Regions from separate parts of the Homo sapiens genome. Here region 2 is linked to region 1. Evidence: read pairs that join two places in POLR2A ChIA-PET (ENCODE). Cell type or tissue: IMR-90. All regions are shown on one strand. Each heading gives the region's core, and the rest is flanking DNA. Links, peaks and the distances in the headings are about the cores only. Region 1 overlaps AAGAB (alpha and gamma adaptin binding protein). Region 2 overlaps SMAD3 (SMAD family member 3).

Evidence for each region. Peaks named below come from ENCODE experiments on the same cell type or tissue, not always from the same donor. Only the 100,000 strongest peaks of a DNase experiment are listed, where the experiment ranks them.
Region 2: POLR2A ChIA-PET joins it to region 1 with 5 read pairs; 7 of 35 experiments call an interaction of 5 or more read pairs at or near these places.

What each region holds. Positions count from the first base shown.
Region 1 is chr15:67,214,893-67,223,598 of GRCh38, forward strand. All of the region lies in intron 5 of AAGAB (alpha and gamma adaptin binding protein), which reads right to left. Among named protein-coding and RNA genes, the nearest start is that of AAGAB, 35 kb to the right of the region's middle. In IMR-90, for the core only: no CTCF peak of the experiment used is centred there; no DNase peak of the experiment used is centred there.
Region 2 is chr15:67,165,222-67,173,221 of GRCh38, forward strand. It overlaps SMAD3 (SMAD family member 3), which reads left to right. Exons shown (of 9, transcript NM_005902.4): 3 at 32-163; 4 at 1,558-1,632; 5 at 5,333-5,383. Among named protein-coding and RNA genes, the nearest start is that of SMAD3-AS1, 22 kb to the left of the region's middle. RefSeq lists enhancers at 1,632-2,301, 2,302-2,973, 2,974-3,643. In IMR-90, for the core only: no CTCF peak of the experiment used is centred there; DNase peaks (open chromatin) are centred at 360, 2,630, 3,180 and 7,160; H3K27ac peaks cover 6,809 bases.

The DNA.
Region 1 (8,706 bases), core at 707-8,706:
GCCTCCCAAAGTGCTGGGATTACAGGTGTGAGCCACGGCACCCGGCAGTCCTTACTTTTAAGTAAGGACTATAACAAAGATTTTCAATGAAAAAAAAAAGGAAAAAAAGCATTAAAAAGACTCAATCATTCTCTCTTGTCGGCAGTGAAAATATCCTCCCTCATATTCTGAGAAACTTCTCTAGATGATTTCAGCCCCTAATTACCTCTGCCTGTGTGCCATTTGTCCTTGTTGTCCTTACTATTCAAGTGGCCCTTCAGAGAACATGCTAGTATTAATACTCATCTCGAGTCAAAATGCCATCCTCAACTATACTATAAACTCCTTGCAGACATGGACAATCGCTAATGGTTCTTCTACACCGCACAGCCTCCAGCATAGTGCTAAGTATACAGGAGAGATGCTGAAATATCCGCTGAATGTCTAATAGAACTGTCAGGCAGAGGCTGCAAGCATTAGCTATGTAAATAAGTTTTTATTTTACATTTTTATATACGACTCAAATATTAAGAATTTCCATGACCACACCCCCCAACACGCCTAACAGACCTCCTAGATATTTTCTGTGTTCATATTTCAGTTTTTATTTCCTTAATGTAGCAATTATTTGGCATCATCTTAAGAAGTTTTTTCCATATTTAAAGTTTTCTTTACATCCCCTTCCCTGCACAAAATGTTTTTCCTGTATTATAAACATGTTCTTTTCCATCTGAGTAATAAGCATGACCAAACTTACTAAAACTAAGATACTTCAATTTGCATAGAGAAGTTGTACCTATTTTTGAATGATATTCTTAAATCAAACCACACTGTTTGAATAAAAAATTCTTTTAAGAAAGAAATGATTTCACTAGCATCAGAGAAATAAACTTACACTTTGATATTACAATCCACTTCTTGGCAAACTGAAATAAAATGTTTTTTGAAATCACAAAATAATTACGAGAATCAATTTATTCTTTTTCACTAAACTGCTTGAAAAGGGCAAACTTTGAAATCCATTATTAAAAATAGTACTTATTAAAGAAACAGGCCTAAGCACCGTACCTGGTTCTACCACCTGGCTTTAGATTCAGGAAAGTGAATCTGCTCTCCCTTGACACCTGGGACACCTGCTCACATATCAAGAATGGTTTCTACTAATATTTGAACATATAATGAACATGACCAGAAAATAATAATACTATTTTTTCTCTTTTTCTTGATTATAAATAATATATTCATTGTAGAAAATTTGGAAAAAAGAGAAAAGTATAAAGAAGAAAATTAGGCCAGGCACGGTGGCTCACACCTGTAATCCCAGCACTTTGGGAGGCCGAGGCAGGAGGATCACGAGGCCAAGAGCTCGAAACCAGCGTGGCCAACGTGGTAAAACCCCGTCTCTACTAAAAATACAAAAATTAGCTGGGCGTGGTGGCGTGTGCCTGTAGTCCCAGCTACTGGGGAGGCTGACGCAGGAGAACTGCTTGAACCCGGGAGGTGGAGGTTGCAGTGAGCCAAGATCATGCCACTGTACTCCAGCCTGGGTGACAGAGCAAGACTCACTCTTGAAAAAAAAAAAAAAAAAAAAAAAAAACAAGAAGAAAATTAAATCACCAAAGATACGAATCAATACTCTGGTATTTTGTCTTCCTAGTTGTTGTTTTTTTTTTTCCCTATGCACACATACACACAAATTCTTAATAAACTGAACTAAACATCAGAGTGAGTGCTATCCTCTCCAATGTTGTAAAGGAAAGCTTTATTCTAATTCCAATAATAGTTCCATTGTAAAGTCCTATCTCCAGAACCTTAAGCACACTCTTGAAAATCCTAAAAGGAATGTTCAGAATCAAATCAAAAATCGTTCAGAACCAGTACAAGACTTTACCATGAAAAAAAAAAATAAAGATGACTTAAGTGGTTCATACCCAGGTCTAAAAATAATTCCAAAGAAAGTACTAAAAAAGTTTTTTCAAGATGGCAAGATGGCAGAAGAGCAGTGCCTCCAGGGTAACTAATTTGAAGAGATTTCCCATGATTCATTTGCTTACAGTTAATTTTAAGGGTGAACTTTTAAAACAAAGTCTCATCATTTTTCTCATACTCTTATTCCTTATTTTTTTCCTCTTCCCCTTTTTCTCTTACAAGACAATCTCCTCCATCAAATTATGCCTTCTATACACACATACACCCACACACACAGATAGAGATCAACACATATTTATTTAATTTTTGACCACAACATTCACATTTAGACAACTGTCAGAGTATCCATTTTTTTGGCTCTACAATATTAGGTCCTGGGTTAAAAAGAGAAGCAAGTAAGTCTGACTCAAGGAACTCAATTTCATAGAAAGTAATGTTAATATAATTCTACATTATCCTAGAGTTCTACCCATCCTAGAGGTTAGGAAACTGGGGTCCAGAAACATGAAGCCATTTTCCAAGAGAACACGGGTAAAGACAGACCTGATTAGAACTGTCTTCATTAACGATTCTCCTCTAACAAATTTGATATTGTTTTATTTTCTGTAACATTAGAGTCAAATTTGTATTTAATCATCATTTAGTTTAGAAAAACAATTTTATTTAAGGCATTAGCCATCTGCTTTCTCAGGAGAGCAGCCCAAGTATCACAGATAGACCTTGTGTTTAGGTACACATTTCTTTTTTTATTTTTTTGAAATGGAGTCTCGCTCTATCACCAGGCTGGAGTGCAGTGCTGTGATCTTGGCTCACTGCAACCTCCGCCTCCCGGGTTCAAGCAATTCTCTTGCCTCAGCCTCCTGAGTAGCTGGGACTACAGGTGCCCACCACCACGCCCAGCTAATTTTTGTATTTTTAGTAGAGATGGGGTTTCACCATGTTGGCCAGGCTGGTCTCGAACTCCTGACCTCGTGATCCACCCGCCTTGGCCTCCCAACATGCTGGAATCACAGGTGTGAGCCACCACACCCAGCAGGTACACATTTCTTAGCCACTGCTCTGTACAGCAGGTGCAAATGATTCCTTGAATTGGAATCTGAGATTTCTGCCATGGAATCCTGTTACAAGTAACAAGGGGGATACATGTTAATAAATGATCAATTCTTTACATTTATAATGGGAAAACAGAAAACTACAACAGAAAGAATTATTGTTTCTACTATTAAGATTCCACTAATCCTCCTCCATCTGCATTACTGGGGATTGAACTATAATAGATAGATTGAAAATAAACTCTCAGGGCTTTTGAAATCCAGTCTCTACAATTATTGCTTACCACTGGGGGATCAAAGTCACAACTCTGTAACATTTGTTTAATCTAATCCCTCTTTCACTAATTAAAAACAGTAAAAGATCACAGCATTTCTCTTCCTTGCTCTCTCCTCCACGGTGGTAATTGTTAAAAGACCCACTGAATACTCAAGAGTTACCAGCATGGACTGAACTCCACACAGCACTTGTTAGTGCTCAGGTGATAAAGCTGGGGCAGGGCCTTAGTGGTAACATTAAACTGACACTTTAAACAAGGTCACTGTACATAATACTACCTTCTCATGTGAAACAGTGACAACCTAGCCTGAAACAAACAAACAAACAAACAAACAAAAAACAACTCATCAGGCTTCTACTTACCATCTTCTTTTCCTTGCCCTTAAAACCAACTCTTACTTACCCAGTGCCTCTCAATTTAAGGCACAGTCCTGAGTATGATGCCTAGATCATCTAGGCTTGCAATTAGGTTATTTGATGTACCAGACAAATTGAAAGAGAAGACAATCTCACTGGAGACCAAAGAGGAGGTGTGGCAGGAGCAATCAACTTTCAAAATTTGTCACATTTGGCAAAAAGCATTGACCCAGTTTCTCCTTTCATGATGACAATAAAGGGACATTATCAAATTATAAATGACACATCCAAATGGATGATTTCCACAGCCACAAACCAGACTCTGATAGGACTGTGGGTAACTCAACTAAGCAGCTGAGGTTTTATCTACATCCCTTTCCTTGAGCTACAGCCAAACTTTGAGGTTAAGGAAATTTAAGAAAAGACGGTATAGACAAGGAAAATTTCTATGACTGGAGATATCTAAAAAGCGCCACCCAAATGTAAAGGCAGTCCTAACCACTTCATTTCCTGGCCCATGAGAAGTCGTACCTTTAATGCATAGCGGAAACTGTGACTTCCCTAGAAGTTTGACCATCACAATGAATCCAATGGTATCTGGGAATTTCCTCTAGGGTAGAGCTTAGCACATGCAACCAGATCCTTCAGCTCAGTGTTTCTCAACCATTTTCAGTACAGCCGCCCCACCAGGAACCTTTTAAGACATTTTCCCCCTAATTTTGACACACCATCCCACTGAAATATTAATACTACAGATACACTGTATATGTGTTTATGTATTGCACATTTATTTGTGCCTTATAGATAAAAAGAGTAAAGATTTTTTGCCCCTCAAGAATTAATGTTCACCCCTTTGGAGCAATAATGTCCCTGTTTCTTCTGCATGCTTTGCACCATTCACAATAGCAAAGATGGGGAATCAACCCAGGTGCCTATCAACGGTGGATTAGACAAAGAAAACATGGTACATGTACACCATGGAATACTACACAGCCATAAAAAAGAACAAAATCATGTCCTTTACAGCAGCATGGGTGCAGCTGGAGGCCATTATCCTAAGTGAATTAAGGCAGGAACAGAAAACCAAACACGATATGTTCTCACAAGTGGGAGCTAAACACTGAGTGCACATGGACAAAAAGATTGGAACAGTAGACACTGAGACTTCAAAGTGGGAGGGAGGGGGGCAAGGATTGAAAAACGATCTATGGGGCAATGGAATAATTAGACTTCCTGTACATGTACCCCCAATTCTAAAATAAAAATAAAAATTTTTTTAAATGCACACTTTGGCTTAATGAAACAAGACACTGGTGGAGCCAAGGATATAAAACTAAGTTCTAAGTTAATATAGAAGTTATATCTATCAGGAAAATTTAAAAATCTCTTTCTAGAATAATAATTTGCCTATACTATAGTTATAGTACTGTAATTTAACCTGTTTGCCTTAAATCTGATATTAAGTAACAAAAAGACATTAACAGCACCTACTATTCTTACAAATAAGAATTAAAATTCAAACCGAAGAGAATAATAACCTGTTGTGACTCCAAGGAAAATAATTAAAAATAAATATAAATTATCTTTCATTTATAAGGAATGCACGAGTTTTAAATTAACTATCTATCCTTAGCTGTACTTTGTTAAGTGCAAAGACCGTGGGATAAAGCATCTCCATCATTCCAGATGATCTAAATTATTTAAAAAGATCTATTTAAAAGAAATAAGCCAGAAAGCCCAAAATCTCAGCTATCATCATCATTTCCACACAGTCTCATTAAAATCTTACTCACGTCAGAGAGCACCTAGGCTAAGGGAGTTCTGTAGCCAATGAACTCATCTGGCTTGGCCAGTGATTTCCCATGCAACTTAGGTAAATTAACACTCTGTGCTCATTTCTCCAACTGCCCAGTAATATAAACCAACACACTGTCATGGAAAAACATATAACAGTCTTAATCAGGAGACCTATCATGTGGTCTCACGTTGGCTACAAACTCACTGTGTGAATATGAGCATGTTACTCTTCCTCTTTGGGTCCTGTTTTTCCCCACCTGTAAAAGGAAGAAGCCAAACCAGATGCATGCATGGAGATTCTATGTTCTAAATGCTTTCATCAGGCTAATCACATACACTATCATGCCAAACAAAATAATGCTCCTTATTAAGTTTCATAAAACACAAGAACATGTAATCTGGGTGAACCTAACTAGTAGAGGACCTAGTAAAAATATTATATAGATAAATACTGGGAAGAAAAACATGATTGCTTTTCAAAATAACAGACTCAAAAGTTTAGGCCAAGTACTTCTCAACTTGAATTAGGTACAACTGTCATTAATGAGAATTCACTGTAGGCTTTTTGAATCATATCTACTTTTTGCCTAGATCATCTCTTAATATAAAGTACTCCATAGATTACTGCCTGCTCTGTTCAGTAAGGCCTTCATTTTATTTGTAAATGGTAAAACCATTTTAAGATTTAGGGAATGTCTCTGAGTTATAGCAATCTGGAATTTGGGAAATCAGGTCCATATCTGCCTTATACATACCCTGTAATACAGATTCCAGCTAAATCTCTTCTCAGCTCTGGTTTGTCCACACTTATTTATTATATTAGACAATTCCCATTCTTCCCATCCCCTTGGTCATTTCAGTCTCCCTGAGGTAAACCTTTCCCAATTCTGTTGGAACTTTCTTCACCTCCTAGGGAGACTAGGAAAAAGAGTCATCAAAATGAAAGCTAGTAACAAGGTAGAAGCAAGGGAAAATACATCATTGACAGATAAAATTTTCACCACTGTTCTCAGCATTATGACACAAAGTAAAATACATATCCTTTCCTTGTTTAAGTGCTTAAGCTACCAGCATAAAAATATATTCTATCTGCTAAGAATGAACAAAACAGTTCTTGGATTTCTCTATGCAATTAATTGCTTCTAGGACTGCTTCACAAGGTGCTGTTATTTAAAGCATTCCGCCAAAAAGGGTGGATGATCCTGGCAAGGATGCTATAGAAGCCATTCCTGTACTGGATGAATAGACTAGCTCAAAAGTTCCTAACAGTTTCTACCCAGTGCAGTTGAGGGCACATCTACCAACCACTTAGCAATAGCACTTAATAGTTAAGTGATTCTCAATGGGAGCCAGGCAATCAACGTCTTCAGAGGGCTTGTATAGCATGTGATATGTATTTCCATACCCCCCTGGGTCTCAGTTGAGAATCACTAGATTAAATCATTCCTAAAATCTCTGAATATAGGAGCCTACTGATATTCTCACACAAACTATTTGAAGGCAAGTGTCTTAATTTTTAGCAAGTTCAATATATAGACAACCATTCCAGCAATCTGAGTCTCAGTTTATTGAATTCCTCCATTTTATGGATGTTGTCCTCTACATTGCTGCAGCCATGTACTCCCAGGGTCATACCCAGACCTTATTATTACCAATAACCACAACCCCTCCATCATCTCAACTTCATGCATCACCTATTTTTCCAAGTCCCTCTCAGTTCCTATAGTACCTTAACCCAATTATCCTTCAACTGCACCAGGACTCAAAACTACCATCTTTTTACTGACCCACTCCAATTGACTTCCACTCTCCTCTTTTTAGCTTAAATTCCATGGTCAATCATTATAATTAATCTCTTATATATACTACTGAATCCCTTGCCTCTCTCTTGCTGTGATACATTTGCTTAGCAAAAGCAGAACTGATTACTACATGCATGCACGCGCACGCGCGCGCGCGCACACACACACACACACACACACACACACACACACACACACCCTCCACCCATGCTGCCTGACTTTAGTTTTATAATACCAAATTTCAAGTTGGGTCCCTTAATGCTGCCTGGCAAATCATACTTCACATCTCTAGGTTCATTTACTCTTTCTCTCTCCCCTAAATGACTGTTTCACATTTTCTCCTCTCTCCTCAAATCCTAACGCTACCTCCTCCCTTCTGCCCTCTCAACTGACATCCTGGCCTCCTACTTCACTGAGAAAATTTATGCAATCAGAAGAAACTTCCACAGATTCTCATGACACATCTCCCCACTGAGCCACATTTGCATCCACAAACCCCCTTTCCCATGTCTTTCTAGGTTTATTTTCCTCCTCCTGTGCAAAGCCAGTCCCTCCACTTGTACACTGGAGCCCATCCCTTCTACCTACTCAAGGAAGTCACTCTGGCAAGTTTCCCTTCTCTCTCCTACTTCATCCATTTTTCACCCTCTATTGGAACTTTTCCAACAGCTTATGAACGCGCTGCTCTTGTTCTCATCTCAAACAATAAAAATCTCCACCACATTTTTCTCTCCAGCTCTCACCTATTTCTTTGCTCCCCTTTCCTGCAAAATTTTCAAGAGTGTTTTATAATCACTATCTTCAATTTTTCTCTTTCAACCTATTTCACTGAAACTGCTCTTCAAGGTCACTAATGCTAAATCCAAGGGTCAACTCTCTGTTCTCATCCTACTTGACCTATGAGCAGCATTGGCATAGCTGACCACTCCTTCCACCTTGAAACACTCTTCACTTTTGCTTCCCGAATAAGACTCCACTATCTTGGTTTTCCTACCTCATTGACCTTTCTTCCTCAGTCTCCTTTACTGGTTCCTTCTCTTCTCTCTGTCTCTTGATGTTGCAATGTCCCTGGGCTGAGTCCTTGGTCTTCTTTAAGTACTGCATTCACTCCCTTGGTGATCTCATCAAGGCTCAAGGTTTTAAATGCCTTTCTCCCCAAACTCCAAAATCTCTCCAACTGGCTACCTGCTATCTCCACTTGGAAGACTAACAGCCACTTGGAGGTCTCAGTAGCCATGTCAAACTCAACATGTCCAAAAATGAACTACTGATAGGTGACCCTGTTAGCTTCATCTTGTAGCTGCCTCATTTCAGTTGATGGCAACTAATCTTTCAAGTGTTCAGGCCCAAATCCTGTTGTCTTCCTTGACTGATCTCTTTTTCTCATATCTCATATCTAAACTATCAGGAAACCATGCTGGCTCTACCTCACAATATACCTAGAATTCGACCTTTTCTTACCCCTTTCATTGCCCCAGCCCCAATCTGAGCCATCACTCTCTTTCATTTGGAA
Region 2 (8,000 bases), core at 1-8,000, 50 kb before region 1:
GAGCCACCTCTGCTCTGTCTCCCCCGGACAGTTCTACCTCCTGTGTTGGTGCCACGCCACACAGAGATCCCGGCCGAGTTCCCCCCACTGGACGACTACAGCCATTCCATCCCCGAAAACACTAACTTCCCCGCAGGCATCGAGCCCCAGAGCAATATTCCAGGTAGGCACGTGGGCGGCACAGGCTGGCCTGGGAGGCAGGGGCAGCGGTCAGCCCCGACATCAGTCCTGTGGCCCCAATCTCTGCCCCCTGGCCGTCCCCCGCTCACCCCCTCTTTGCGCACAGCTCTGGCCTGAGGGCCCCTGACTCAGAACCGCATCCCTGTTGGGAGAGGACCCATGACCTCAGCTCCCCCCTCACTAGTGATGCTTTTCTTGGCATAGAGGAGCAGCGTGACCCTTCCGCCCGGCCTTGGTGCAGTCATTTATTTTGGAAGCGGAAATAGCAACACTGTTTCTCTCACCGCCCTTGAGGCCCGGACTGGTGTTCAGTCCCAATAGACTGGGGGTCTGCAGAGGCGGGGAGTGAGCTGAGGGCCAGGCAGCAAGTGCGGAGAGCTGGCTCTGTAAATTCGCCTGGGCATCAGGCCTCGGTGAGGGGCTCCAACCTGGGTGGGAATTGAAGTGACTTTGAGTTTTCACTCTGCAGGGAGAAATGGGCTTTGCCGTCAAAGACTGCAAATGTTTTTAGAAGCCCCTCATTTACATGCAAATAACGTGTGAATCACCAGCACTTTCAGACTCCAGGAAAGCTGTGCTTGGCAGCACTTGGGCTAGTCACTTTTGCTTGCTGGGGCAGTAATCCTGCTGCGTTCCTCTTAGAGCATTCTAATTTGGACGTGACGTTCATCCTGGGTTAGTTTACTGGGCTGAGATTGGCTACAGGCCTGTGTGCTTGGGTCAGAGTGTTAAGGAGGAGACCCACTGTCCAACCTTCTCAGATCCTTTGCGGGTAGCCCTGGCGTCCCGCGGGTAAGTCAACTACTCCCTGTTCAAAGAGCAAATCTTGGAGGGCTTCAGTCAGGGTCTGGGGGAGGTTTCAGAGAAATAGATCACACTGTCTTTGCCGTCATTGAACTTGCAACCTAACTGCTGAGTGAGGACACGTCCCTTAGAGACAACAAATAATAACACCTGGTCTGCACAGAAGAAGATAGTAGGGACCAAAGGGTGGGTCTGAGCCTGCAGATCTTCAGAGGACAGAAAGGGGTGAGGCGGAGGCAAGTCTGGACGCCTCCCTGGAGGGGGTGGGGCTTAACCCTCACCTTGAAGGACCAGGATAAGTTAGCCTGGCAGAGGCTCTAGGAGTACACATTTCAGACTTGGGAGTTGATCCGGTCCTGCGTGAGCAAAGGCAGTTATGATCCAAGCGGGAGTCAGAGGTGGACAGGGGCGAGGACAACAGAACCAAGAGCTGGAACCTCTACTCCAAGACCTGGAGCTCCTACAGCCACGGATGCTAGCATCATGGTGTGCATGTGTGATGTCTTTGCAAAAGGTGTCTCAGAGCCAAGCTGTGAAGGCCTTTTAACAGACCACCTTCCTTCTGATTCCCAGAGACCCCACCCCCTGGCTACCTGAGTGAAGATGGAGAAACCAGTGACCACCAGATGAACCACAGCATGGACGCAGGTCAGTCATGCAGGGTCATGCTCTTATTCTTAACTGATTAGCAGCTGGTGGGTTCATCCCTTCCATCCCTTCCTCTTCGCCCTCTCCCTCCCTCCCTTCTATCTCTCTCTCCAGTATTTGTAGAGCAACCGCGATGTGCAAGGGGCAGGGCATAGAAGAGGGTCCGAGCTGCTCACAGATGATGGGGGAGATTGACAGGACAGTCAGTAGTCACTGGGCCATCTCGTGTATGCCCTGATGGAAGATGCCGCATGGCACCAGGCACACAGCAGGGCCACTTCACCCGGTCTGGGGAGGAGCAGCACCTTGCAGTCCAGGTTTTTCCCCAGGTTGAGTCTTGGTGATGTGTAAGTGTTAGCCAAGCTGTTAGAGTGGGCAAGGGGTGTGCCAGGCAGAGTCATGGGGGTTGGGCAGGACAGCCTGGTGCATTCTGGGGACAGTAAGAGCTCAGTGTGTCTGGAGTCCAGAGAGTGTCTAGCCCAGGGAGCTCAGCGTGGCTGGAGGATACACTCTCTCCAGTGGGGAGAAGATGGGAGGGCCTGCCACACAGGGGTCCCAGTGTGGTGGACCTTCAAGCTAGCCAGACCACTTGGCATTTAGTCAGGGCTGATGGGAACCGCTGCAGGCTGTAAGCAGGGCCTGTGCCTTAGTGAGATGTCACCAGCAGCAGGGTAGAGAGTGGCCTTGATCACCTCAAGCAGTCACATGGGAGGCAAGGAGAGGCTGAATGGAACTAATGCCTCTTCTGATGACCAGTGGAGACCCCTGAAGCCAGTATTTTTGTGTGACAACCACATGTGATGTGTGTGCTCCTGCCGTGAGGGGCAGGGCTTATTTCTCTCCTGCTACATCTCCAGATGTTTCCCATATCATTTGTTATAGGACCAAATTGGCTCCAGACCAGCAGCTTCTTGAATTGAACCCCAGCTGCCACATAGAATGTGTACTGAGTTGTGTGTGGTTGGGAGAGGAGGAGAAGGGGAGAGGGAACCACGCAGATGTTCCATTCCGATGGTGGTGGGCATGCCTCGTACACACAGAGCCGCTAGACACAGCAGAGCCACCTGCCCTCGCACACAGCCCAGAAGAGATTGTGCAATTCCTTCCCCCACCTTTCCCAGACAGAGTCTCCCTCTGTTGCCCAGGCTGGCGTGTAGTAGCGCGATCTCAGCTTACTGCAACCTCTGCCTCCTGGGTTCAAGCTATTATCCTGCCTCAGCCTCCCAAGTAGCTGGGATTACAGGCAATGCAGCACCACGCCCGGCTCATTTGTGTATTTTTAGTAGAGACAGGGTTTCGCCATGTTGGCTAGGCTGGTCTCAAACTCCTGACCTCAGGTGATCTGCCCGCTTCGACCTCCCAAAGTGCTGGGATTACACCGCACCTGGCTGAGGTTGTGCAATTCCTGAGAGACCGAAAGAGACTCGCATGTACATTGTAGTTGCTGAAATCCAGCCTGGACATCGTGGCACTTTTGGGTTGAGCACACCCGGTGAAACACACCCACCCGGCGGAGTGACTAGTAGCGCGAACCAGCTGGAATGCATCGAAGACCTTCCTGTATCCGATGCCAAGTGACCGCTGCAAGCTTGCAGCTATTCAGTGCAGGCGTGGGAAGCAGGCCAGCGGAGCAGCATGTCTCCAGCTGCTGTGTTTCTTCCCACTCTGCGCTCCCTCTTCCCTTTCTGCTGCTCTCCATATTTGCACAATGATTATTGTTACAAACAAACATGGACCAGAGGGGCTGGAGATTGGAAAGAGCAGCCCAGATTTCACCCTGTCAGCTCTTGTTTCTTCTCCCTCCTCTTCCTCCTTGTGCCTCCCTTTACTCTGTCCCCTCTCCCTTCTTCCTTTCTTCTCATTAAGTGTGCCTGCAGGGTCCTGTTGTGAACATGAGTGATTTATCTACAGTAGAGACAGACCAGACTTGCGGACCCCAGCCAGTGTGTGGGTGGGGGCTCTCCTGTTTTAGTCTCTGTTCTTCAGAGTTGCCTGCTTGGATAGTCCAGTTGCTCACGGGCTTGGCTTCCCTGCCCCCCAGGGTGTGGTAGTGTCTCGGGCCAGAGGGTCACGTTGTTCCCCATGTCCCTTCACCTACATATGCGCCCTTTTAGACTTGTGAGAAGGCCCCTTGGACTTCCTAGGTCTTTGTGGTTCAGGCCAGCACAAAACAGGGGACAAGCATTTATCCAGTGCCTACCATGTAGCGGTCATGGTGTAAGCATTTTTATATGCACAGTCTTACTTAATTTTTACATGTCACACAGTAGATGATATTATCCTCATTTTATACCTGAGGAAAAAATTAAGGCTCATAGAAGTTAAACGGCTTAGCCAAACTCACGTAGCTGATTCGTGGGGTTGTCTAGACCCTGTGACTGATTCTGTAACTTAGTTCTCTCGGTGAATATTCCACATCCCCCTTTGCATTTGGGGTTACAGGGGAGAAGGAGAAATCCGTGGTTCTTCCCTTGCCCTCAAGGAGGTTACAGCTGAGTTGGGGCAAAAGAAGAGATTCCCACAAACAGCGCAAGGCAGCATTCACTTGAGGCCAGATGCTGGACCCAGTCTCAGGACTGATAGATTTCATGGGGTGGAATTAGACCCCATAGGGTGGTTAACAAATAGTCTCCTTTTTTATTTTTATTTTTTGAAACAGTCTCACTGCTGCCCAGGCTGGTGTGCAGTGGTGCAAACACAGCTCGCTGCAGCCTCCATCTCCTAGGCTCAAGTAATTGTCCAGCCTCAGCCTTCACCACTTACGGCTTATTTTTTTTTTTTTTTTTTTCTGTAGAGACAGGGTCTCCCTATATCACCCAGGCTGGTCTCAAACTCCTGGGCTCAAGTGATCCCCCAGTCTCAGCCTCTCAAAGTGCTGGGATTACAGATGTGAGCCATTGCACCCGGCCTCCGCAGCCTTCTTGATAGAGGAACAGAGGAGCGGGGACGAGCAGGATGCTGCTCTGGAAAAGTGTCCACTGTTTTATTTTTGAAGGCTGATACCATGTGAGTTCTTTTTTTCTGGAGGTGAGAGGTGTAGAGAACATAATAGAGTAAGAATTGGGTAGATTGAGACTTTTTCCCACGTGCATCATCATCTTTTGCATAAAGTGTTTGTCTGGTTGCTGAGTTGCAGGGTTTCTGAGGCAGGTTTGTGAGTTTCCTGAAATTGATCTTTCCAGCACCTGAGCTGCTGCAGCCTCTGACCAAGGTCGGTGGCTGGTGATGCTGGGGAGGCCTCAAGCCCTGCCTGTGTGGGAGGGCTGGCCTCCTGCTTCCTGGGTCTTTGCAGCTTGGGAGAAGGGCTTCCCTGCTCCTCTCATTTTCCTGAGGGCATAGTTAATAGGGCAGGTGGTGTAAGCTAAAGAAAAAATGTGTCACTTATTCTAGTTGAGAATTTAGCAGCCCTGAGCTGGGAGTCTTGGTTAGGATCATAAAACTATCTGAGACCTCTGAGATCATAATCATAAGAGACCTCTGAGATCATCCACTCAATGCATTCATTCCAGACAAGAAATTGGGGCCCAGGGAGGGAAAGTAGAGGCAAGGGTATGGGCTAGGCCTTCTCCTGGGACCCCTCAGTCCAGGGTTTTCTTTCTGCTGTGTTGGGCTACCCCTCCTTGATATGTAAGTGTTTAGTAACTTGGCTCTCCAGGCCAAGAATCTTTTGTGAAGTCTCACAACTTGTCTCACCTCGCAGGTTCTCCAAACCTATCCCCGAATCCGATGTCCCCAGCACATAATAACTTGGGTGAGTATCTCCTTGTGCACACAACTGGAACCCCCTCTAGCTGCAGCCCTGGCGAGTCGCCAGTGTGGGGAGGGGGCCCTGAAGGTAAGGCTCTCCCCCGACCCCTACCATCAGCCCAGCTCAGCCCATCAGGTTTCTGGTTACGGTGATGTTGAGGTCACCACGGAATGGGGAAACTTGAGAACAGTGGTGGCAGGAAAGACAACCATATGCCAGGTTTGTATTTCCCCTGGGGGGCGGGTAGACGTGAGTGAATGAAAATTCCCCCAAACTTTATGCCCAGGAGAACGAGGGTCTGTGGTCAGCTAAGCATACGTGTGCAGTTTGGTGCAAAGCCACGGACAGCCATGCAGACTCCAGCCCCCTGACATTTATAGACCTGTTTCAGATATACTTATTTGAGTGTTTCATCTTATAATTGTGTAATTTTTCTTAAAATAGCAACATATACGGAATTTGAAAATAAAGTCAAAGTGCCCATAATCCCACCACCCTAACATAACTGTCTATGTGTGATTACAGTCCTGATGTTTGTGCATCAGGCATATATATCTCTGTGCCTTGCCACTGAGATCATAGTGCATATCTGGTGTTTTCATTCTCTTTTCTCCTTATGTTATTTTGTAAACACGTTTCCGTATTTAGGTGTCTTGTTTATCGTTGTGTGTTATCTCATGATGTTTTGGAGTGGAGGGTCCATTGTTTCCGCAACATCCCTCCATGGTTAGACTGCTGGGTCAGTTTTTCCAAGACTCAATTTTCTAACCCAGTAGGGTCCTTCAGTTCTCCAGCTTGGGATAGGCTTTGGCATGGAACCTGCCAAAGGGCTTCAAACAAATGAAATATCCATTTAGTTTTTATTGAGGGGAGATTTTTATATTCTGGTCTGGTAGTTTTAGAAAATGTAAGTTGGATTTTGTTTGGAACTTTATTGCTGAGGCTTAATTTGTGGCTCAGGAAAAGAAATAGTTAATATTTCTTGGCGAATCAAAGTGGATTGGACTGGTTTTTGTGCCCATTTGCTTCCAGACCTTGACTGACAGCGTCAGATGAAGAAACTCATCATTTGGAATATTAGGAGATGCTTGAAACCCTTTAGAACAGGCTGACCTGGGCAGTGTGGGATGTGACTTTGGGAGATCTGTTTTAACATTTTTGTAAAATAATATCACCATGAGTGCCGGGCTTTGCAGAGGGAAGGTCAGATTCCTGATATGAAAGGACTGAGTTATTAAAAACAAACTGAAGGCTAGAAGCGAAGTTAACACTTGAGAAATTAAAGGCCATGATGGTGAACTTGACTCCGGGCTTTCAGCTTTTGAGATTGGCTGCTTTAGATTTATTTTCTATGGCATTTAAAAACCCTCCTGGGGCCAAGGTAGCACTTTTAGTCAACAGCCTTCCAAGCAGACACTTGCCTTTGAAACCATAGCAGTCCCAGGGCAGGTTGGAGGTGGCTGATGCCGGACACGGTGCTCCAGACTGAAAGGTGGTCATTTGCTGTGAACTTCCCTCTAGATTGTGTAGACTAGGATGAGGATGATGGGATGTTTCTTGAGCTCTGACCCAAGGCAGCATCCTCTGTTGACATAATTCTCCCTCCCTACTGCCCCTTCCTCGGGCAGCTTGCCTGAAAGTTGAGAATTCTTAGGTTATTTCTTCCAAAGGGAGGACCCTCCCCGAGCCTGGCCAGCAGAGAATGAGTGCCACTTTGCACTGGCCTAGTTGCACCTCTGCTGGGAAGATGTGAATCGGGGGCGAGTCGCCCAGTGAGTCAGGGTTAGGCTTCTGGGTAAGACACCGTGCTGACAGGCCTGGCTTCCCCTCTGCTTCATGAGCCCCTGTGCTCCCCTTCACCCATTCAAACCATTGACTTCATCCCTACCCAGAAGGTCACCTGGACTCCCAGTGTCATAGCTGGAAGGGGGTGAGATGGTGATGATGATGGGAAACATTTCTTGAGAGTTTGCTGTTTACTGTTATTCGGAGTGCTTCCTGCATGTTAACCTGATCTTTATAACTTTATAAGGCAGAAGCGTTGTGATTTTTCATTTTACAGATTAGGAAACCGGGGAACACATTGGTGAACTCATGTGTCCCAGATTCACAGCTAGTGAATGGAGAAGGTGGCTTTGAACTCAGGCCCTCTCACTCCAGAGCGTGCACTCCCATTGTGGCATGACACTGCCTTGCTGGGCCGTTTAGACCACCTGTCCCCACCTTCCTCACTTGGAGGAACAAGGCTCAGACAAGGCATTTGCTGACTTTTACGTTGGAGACGTAAAAGTCTGTGGCTGTGGCTCCCGGGGGGAAGCCCTGCCTGCTTGTATGCCTCTTCCTCACTCCCTCATTCCCAGATACTTCTTGTCTGCCTGCCGTTCAGGTGGGGGATTGGAAGAGGGACCACAGACATAGCCATCGAGGGGCTACGGCCTTGTTGGGATCAATAAGGCAGGACCAAAAATGATTCTAAAACAAGAAGGAGGTGCAGATGAAGTACTCTGAGGGTTCGAGGGATGGAGCGATGGGATTCCAGGCTGGCCAGGCGTCTCCTCTGTATCCATGCGCTCAGTCAACATTGGCTGAGTTCCCACTATGTACTGATGCTGGGGGCCAG